Regions from separate parts of the Homo sapiens genome. Here regions 2 and 3 are each linked to region 1. A link is an interaction called in ENCODE POLR2A ChIA-PET data of the cell type or tissue named here. Cell type or tissue: GM12878. All regions are shown on one strand. Region 1 overlaps ADTRP (androgen dependent TFPI regulating protein). Region 2 overlaps HIVEP1 (HIVEP zinc finger 1). Region 3 has its middle 46 kb from the start of ADTRP.

Region 1 (2,500 bases):
CAGTAGAAAAAGAAGTGGGAATTAAGCAGGTTTCTTGGTGCCTGCCCTGGTCTTCCCTTAGGCTGCCTTCCCACCTGAGATATTCTGTCCTCTTCTGTAACCCTTCAAGACCACTCTTGCTCATTTTTACCAGATTTCTCCTACATAATGTTAGGTTGGGAAGTCCAAGTCCAATTTCCTTCAGTGTCCACACCCCAACCCATATGAGCCTAGTGACATACTAGTAGACTCAAATATGTCTACCCACCAATAGCCATTTGCCATTTGTGTTCTTTAAAAAATGTGCCCACAAATAAAGGCCAGGAAAATAACACTAGGAAAATCACAGCAGGGATCATGAATCCTTGTTAAGCATCTGGAAATCAGCTTTGTTAAACCACACACTAATTCAGAAAAGTGCTTTGTAGCAAAGCAATCTCAACAGCCCTTATAATTCTATCACTTCCCATCCAGATTCTTCTGCAAGCAAAATTTATTACTATACCATTTATTTGATGAATTAATCAATGTTCAAATGGAAGAGGTTTTGACAATGTCACTATGTTTGATGTTTATACCTGCCCTGAATGCTTGCTCAGAAGAGAAACAGATTTCCCAGTATTTTTTATAACTTACTTTCCCATTGTCTTCAATTAATTTGCTATTATCCCAAGTAGACAGACAACTTCAGTAGTAGCCATCTCCCTACATTTTTAGATCACTGAAAAAAATGGATGAGCAACCCATGAAAATAACTAGCTTACTGAAATGCTTGTCTTTTAAAGAAAGTTGGGATTATTTAAAAAAAAAAAAATGGCCCAGGACCAGTAGCTAGGAGATCTGGGAGAGAGAAGTCATTGCCTTGGTTCTGACACTAAGTAACCCTTTTGCCTTTTGCAGGTAACTTCTCATCTAGGTCCTCAGCATCCTTCTCTGTAAACTGAAGAGTTTAAATGACTCTAAGTTCCTCTCTCTCTCTCTAGATGTTCTCTAACACCAAGTTTATGTGAGTTTCTTTGGCCAGATTTTAACCAGAGACCATCCTCCACGAAGGTCAAAGATAATTAATTCTGAGATAGCAGGAGTTGTTTTTGGCATGTGCAGTCAACCTTTCAAAAAACCAAGAGTTCTCAAGTTAAGCTACCTTCACGAACCTCTTATTAAATTTAAGTATCACTCTCTGTCCCTCCTACTTTGCTATGTTCCTCCACCACCTCCCTCCACCAGAAAAAAAAAAAAAAGATGAGAAAAATCTCTTGTGTTTTCTTCTTTCTTGGTTCTTGGAAAATGGTGTGCAATTACTTCCTCTTCTTCCGTGGCTGCCTCATGTCACCTGTACAAACAAGAACAGAGACAGACCTCAGGCTTCAGGCTTTCCCTAATGGGTATTTTTGTTGTGGGTAGAGATTCACTCTGACTTGGGGCAGTGGAAAGTTGAACACACTTTTCCCAAGGTGACAAGATGCAGTTTAAGGAGTTATGAAAAAACAGCTGCCACGATGACAGGGGCAGAGAACAACTCTGCCGTCCTCCCTCAGTGCTGGGTTCACAGTTAGCCAGGCACCCACGATGCTGTTTGCCTTCAGGTACTCTGCATAGCTAAGAGGAAGCATATTGCTGTGACTCTGAGTGAGTGTCTGCAGGCTACACACAATCCATCAGCAAACTTTGAGACTTTGCAGATGGAGATGAAGAGACCACATCAAATTAGAGAGGAAATAGAAGGGTGGATGTTCAACTAATTGGGGTCATTCTGTGACCTCTTAGCAAATGAATTCATCAGCCTGGTGGAAAAGTACTGGCATATGGATTAGGTTTGAGTAAGCTCATTAGAGGGGCATTATTCTACTGAAATTATAGCATTAGATTTGTAGAATGACTTCTATTCAGCCAACAAGTTGGTACTCCATATTTAATGATCATAAATCTTTGTGTAAGCTCTGCAATTTGTGAAATTTCATTAGCTCATTATCCTTTGTGCTTGTTGCCAAATACTGTCAATGCTACTTTAAAAACTTCTCCTCCATTCCAGAACTTACAGCCCTGGTAGTTCTGGCTTGGTATTCCTGCAGCAAATCCATGCTCCTAATTCCATGATTCACCCTTCAAACCCTGCCACCTTCATCAATTCTATCCTTAACAGTAAACACTAGATATCTTATACTCATTCCATTCTGCTGGAACTCCACTTCTTAGAGGCTATCATGACTGGTGACTTGAAGTCCTGTTTGTGGCCCCTTAATTACACTGATTTCCTAGGATGGCCACCTCTTGATCATGCAGTCCTCATGGCTATCCTTGTATTCATCTCATGCAAAATTTTCAAGATCAAAACTCTGTCTTCTTCGTCTGCTCCTCATCAATCTAGACTACCCCAGTCACTTCAGCCGAGGCTTATTGTTTATCAAGCTTTATGGATTTCACGTTGTTTTCATTGGTGTGTCTACTTCTTTCTCTTCTGTTTTTCCCTTTTTTTTTTTTTTTTTTTTTTGAGACAAGGTCTTTGCCCAGGCTGGAATAC
Region 2 (2,500 bases), 340 kb after region 1:
ATGACAAAAAAAACATAAATAGGTACCTGTGAGTCTTAAGGGGCAAAAGACTAATAGAAATATTCTGAGGCCCTGTGGAGATGGTGTGGGGGAGTTCTGAGTCCATAGCCCTAGGTAAGGGCAGAATTGATTCCATGTCTTGACTGAAACCAAAGTGGAGGTGGGATAGGGGGATGCTCTGTTGGGGGCTGTGTACTGCTTAAGCTAGGATATATTTGGAGAGAAAAGAAAACATTAATTTTCCTTTCTCAATCATAGCAAACCCCTTCCCCCACAAAACAGAAATTGACAAGAGAACCCTAGAGATAAATCTGCCAAGCTCTGTTATATGGTGGCTTTCAGCCCTTTTCCAGAATAAATAGGATGAACATCTTGGTACATAACGTATCTTTTACTTAAGGTCATTATTTTTTTCAATAAAGAATATGACAAATAGGATAACAGAAAGGGAACGTACATTTGATCCTTCTCCATGTGGAAATGTGAGCTACAACTTGTTAGTATCAGAAACGTAGGTTATCTTTCCCTTCTCCATTTCAAATAGTCTGTCATATTTGAAAGCTAATAGCTTTCAGGCTCGCATTGCCCATAACTCTCAGCAACATATAAAACATGCCCACTCTGTGTTTATTTACTTTAATCTGTCAATTGTGATGCCAACTCAAGATATTTGGGATTATTACATTTGATTCACTCATTTGCCTGATGACTCTGCAAATAATTGGATTGATACCAAGGTTTATGCTGTGGAAACTATGGTATGAAAAACAGTATATAGTCTATAGGTATATTTACAAGAAAACATACACTATATGTTTGTTTCAGAAAATTTGGAAGATCCACATACAGAAGTTATAGTCACTCATAACTGTACCATCCAGAAATAACTACTATTAACAATTTGATATCTTTCATTTATATGTATACATATGGATATATATGCATATACCTACATATGTATCTAGACTATATATACATGCACATTTACACACATATACATATGAATATATAACTACACATGAATTTTAAAGCACAGTTGGCATCATACAGTATATCTTTTGGGATGCTCCCCTTAATATTATCTATTACTAGTATTTTTCGGTGTCATTAAAATTCCCTATAAACATCAGTTTCAAATGACTGCATAATATTGTATCACATGACTTCACCATAATGAACTTTTTTTGCTGTTATTAGTTTGTTTCCATTTTATTTGGTTATCGTGGAACCTCTTTTTTCACTTTTCTGATTAACATACATGATTTCATGACATAGCATATTATTTGATGTTGTGCTTCTTGCTCATTAAAAAATCTGAGCATTTGAGAAGAACCTAATTCAGGGTTGTGATATTCATTTGTATGTTTATCCTGAAATACTTCTAAGGAAAAAATTATCTACATGTTAAATACCCATTTTAGAAAGTTACCTTTGTTAGCTTCAGTTTGATCTACTTTCATTCAGTTTCTCGTGAGATGTAGATTGTCTTCTCGCTAGGTAGTCAGACTTCTGTGCAGAACAAGATGGGCAAGTTCCTGCTCTTGTAGAGTTTACTGCCTAGTGGGAAAGTATAATACTAAGTAATTAATACATTATTATAGAATTATACTTGCAATAAACATTACGAACCTAAAGTTATAGTATGTTTTTAGAATGTATACTTGAGGAATCTAAACAGGAAAGAAAATTCTTCAGTTAAAATCATGATTTTCAGTGGCTCACGCCTGTAATCCCATCACTTTGGGAGGCCAAGGCGGACGAATCACGAGGTCAGGAGATCGAGACCATCCTGGCCAACACGGTGAAACTCCGTCTCTACTAAAAATGCAAAAATTAGCTGGGCATGGTGGCACGTGCCTGTAATCCCAGCTACTCGGGAGGCTGAGGCAGGAGAACCCCTTGAACTAGGAAGTCAGAGGTTGCAGTGAGCTGAGATCCGCCACTGCACTCCAGCCTGGCAACAGAGTGAGACTCCGTCTCAAAAAAAAAATAAAAAGTCATTATTTTGTTATCTTTTTTTGTTTCTATTTAAAATAGAAAACCACAATGCCTCATCTGACCAGTTGGCACAAACCGGAGGATACAATATGGACATGGTATTTATATGTTTTTCTCTCACCAATATCCAGTTTACAGGAGAAGAAATCTTTAATCCTTTTGGTTGGATATTTGATTTCTGAGCTGGAATTTTTTTCTAAGCTAGCAAATTTCAGGATACAAATTGAGTTATTTCTGCCAGCATCCTGGATTGGAATCATGAGATTTCATCACTATGATTAAAAGAGCCTTTCCCTGCTCACAAAGCAAGTTAAACAAAATCAGCAAGATGATGGAGATAAACGTGCTTGGTCCATAAAGCCCAAGACAAGTGTTCTATTAAGCTAGTGCTGTTATAAAGTGAGCACAGGGAGATATGGAAGGCTAGTGTGCATCATTTTGGGGAACTGTACTATATGTAATATTCGTGCAAAAGATGAGCTGTTATTTGCTCCTTTTATTT
Region 3 (2,500 bases), 110 kb after region 1:
TCTATGGGCTCCTTGTTGTTTATATGCATTAGCTTGGGCTGCCATAACAAAGCACCAGAGATTGGGGGGGGTTGAACAACAGAAATGTACTGTCTCGCAGTTCTGCAGGCTGGAAGTCCCAGATCAAGGTGTCAGCAGGGTTGGTTTCTTCTGAGACCTCTGTTCTTGGTTTGTGTCTTTACATGGTGTTCCCTCTGTCTGTGTGTGTCCTGATTTCCAGCACCTTGGGAGGCCAAGGCAGGTGGGTCATGAGGTCAGGAGTTTGAGACCAGCCTGGCCAACATGGTGAAACCCCGTCTCTACTAAAAATATAAACATTAGCCAGGCTTGGTGGCGCAAGCCTGTAGTCCCAGCTACTCGGGAGGCTGAGGCAGGGGAATTGCTTGAACCCGGGAGGTGGAAGTTGCAGTGGGCGGAGATCATGCCACTACACTCCAGCCTGGCAACAGAGCGAGACTCCGTCTCAAAAAAAAAAAACAAAACAAAAAAAGCCCCATCTCCAAATACAGTCACATCGGGAGTTAGGGCTTCAGTGTATGAATTTTATGGGAAACAATTCGGTTCACAACATGCTACTTACTTTTTTCCTTTGCTTGTTTTACTTGACCTTACAGGGTAATTCGAGAGTACTATCCACACTTACTTTCTTGAAACCTCTTTTCTCTGGATTTCTGCAACCCTGACATGTTCCCAATTTGTCTCTTATTCCTCTGGAAAAGGAGACCCTTTTTCAAAATTATCTTTCACTTTCTGACAATTAAATCAAATTGAAGTTTTTCAAGATTTTAACCTTAACTTCTTCCATTCCACTCTCTTTCTAGGTGTTCACATCCATCCAGATGGCTTCAGCCTACGTAGAAAACTCTTGTTTTTTATGTGGAGACTAGAAATGTTGTCTTGACCTTTCTATGCATTTTCCCCTGTCTGGAATATAACAGACATTGAGAAAAACAGAGGGTTTTTTTTTTCCTATTCAGAATGATTGTTGTATTGAAACATATTTACCCCATAAAATCACCTGTTATTCCATCGTACCAATACATTCGTAGGAGGGAATTTCCAGACTAATCGCAGATGAATTTGTGTGGCCCTTTACAGAGCTGACCCACATGTGTAGCTGTTCTTGACATGAAGGTGGTGGGGCAAGAGGGGAAATTCCAAGCTGCAGAGTACGTGAAAACAGTTTTTTAAAGTTGACTGCAATCTCCATTGCAACTATTCTGTGGCTCTGTCATTGTATGACTAAGGACTCTGATGCTGCTGCCACACACTGCCAATGGGGAATTTTTGTAGTCTGAGCTAAGTTATTTCATTTGCTAGGCTATGGTGAACAGTTTCAAGATATTATAACTCTCTTGATGTTAGATGTAATTATACAGATCCTGAGATGGTGCATTACCATTACCAATTAGAAATGAAAATCCGGGAAGGGTGTGAGGATGGAGGGGGAGTGAGGGATGAGAAATTGCTTAATGGATATAGTATACCTCACTCAAGTGATGGTGACACTAAAAACTCAGACTTCACTACAATATATCCATGGAACAAAGCTACACTTGTACCTCTTAAATTTATACAAATTTTTCAAAAAAAAATGAAAGGGGTAAAATTCAATCATTCATAAAGAATGGGTGTGTTAAGTGGCTACACCGGGAATCAAGTATAGTGCTAGTGAGTGGAGAGGCGGGGAAAATGGAGGATGGGAGGGTCCCAGATACAAGCTCCTCAACCTCATCAATGTCATGATTGTGCCTGGACCAGCCCTGTTCATTACAATCAGAATCCCTCCTGTGCGTCTTGGACATAAGCCTTAGCTAGCTGGCCAACCTCAGAACAGACCCTGCCCATGTTTGTCCCAAGGCAGCCTAACTCCATTTTTTATTTAGATATGCAATTCTGGCCATTCAAGCTTCTTTCACCAGGAACTATTTAATTATATGCATTCCATGTTCGTCCTGAGGTAAATTAGCCTAAGTGATTATTGTATCAAACCCTCCAACTAAATTGTGCTCAAGGACATCTAACCTCTTAAATGTTATATAAATGAACATAACTGGACTTACATAATTTTTAAATAATGCATGATATTTGTACCTATTTGGGGGGGTACATGTGACTTTTTTATATACGTATACAATGTGTAACGATCAAATCACAGTATTTAAGATTTCCATCACCTCAAACATTATCATTTATTTGTGTTGGTAACAATTTCAAATCTTCTCTTCTAGCTATTTTGAAATCTACAATAAATTATTGTTAACTACAGCCACCCTATTATGCTATGGAACACTGAAACTTATTCTTTTATCTAAATATATATATATATATATATATATACATTTTTAATCTATTAACCAAACTCTCTTCATCCCCCTAAAACACACCCTTGCCAGCCTCTGGTAACTATCATTCTAATTTCTACCTCCATGAGATCAACTTCTAGAGCTCCCACATGTGAGTGAGAATATTGGATATTTGTCTTTCTGTGCCGGGTTTA

Evidence for each region. Peaks named below come from ENCODE experiments on the same cell type or tissue, not always from the same donor. Only the 100,000 strongest peaks of a DNase experiment are listed, where the experiment ranks them.
Region 2: POLR2A ChIA-PET joins it to region 1 with 12 read pairs; 6 of 35 experiments call an interaction of 5 or more read pairs at or near these places.
Region 3: POLR2A ChIA-PET joins it to region 1 with 22 read pairs; 4 of 35 experiments call an interaction of 5 or more read pairs at or near these places.

What each region holds. Positions count from the first base shown.
Region 1 is chr6:11,713,201-11,715,700 of GRCh38, forward strand. ADTRP (androgen dependent TFPI regulating protein) reads right to left here. Exons shown (of 6, transcript NM_032744.4): 6 at 323-1,312. The coding sequence ends at 1,278. Among named protein-coding and RNA genes, the nearest start is that of ADTRP, 64 kb to the right of the region's middle. RefSeq lists an enhancer at 1,176-1,325. In GM12878, no CTCF peak of the experiment used is centred here; DNase peaks (open chromatin) are centred at 1,041 and 1,391; H3K27ac peaks cover 2,357 bases.
Region 2 is chr6:12,053,491-12,055,990 of GRCh38, forward strand. All of the region lies in intron 2 of HIVEP1 (HIVEP zinc finger 1), which reads left to right. Among named protein-coding and RNA genes, the nearest start is that of HIVEP1, 42 kb to the left of the region's middle. In GM12878, no CTCF peak of the experiment used is centred here; no DNase peak of the experiment used is centred here; H3K4me3 peaks cover 324 bases; H3K27ac peaks cover 949 bases.
Region 3 is chr6:11,824,010-11,826,509 of GRCh38, forward strand. No RefSeq gene overlaps it. Among named protein-coding and RNA genes, the nearest start is that of ADTRP, 46 kb to the left of the region's middle. In GM12878, no CTCF peak of the experiment used is centred here; a DNase peak (open chromatin) is centred at 1,172; H3K27ac peaks cover 2,194 bases.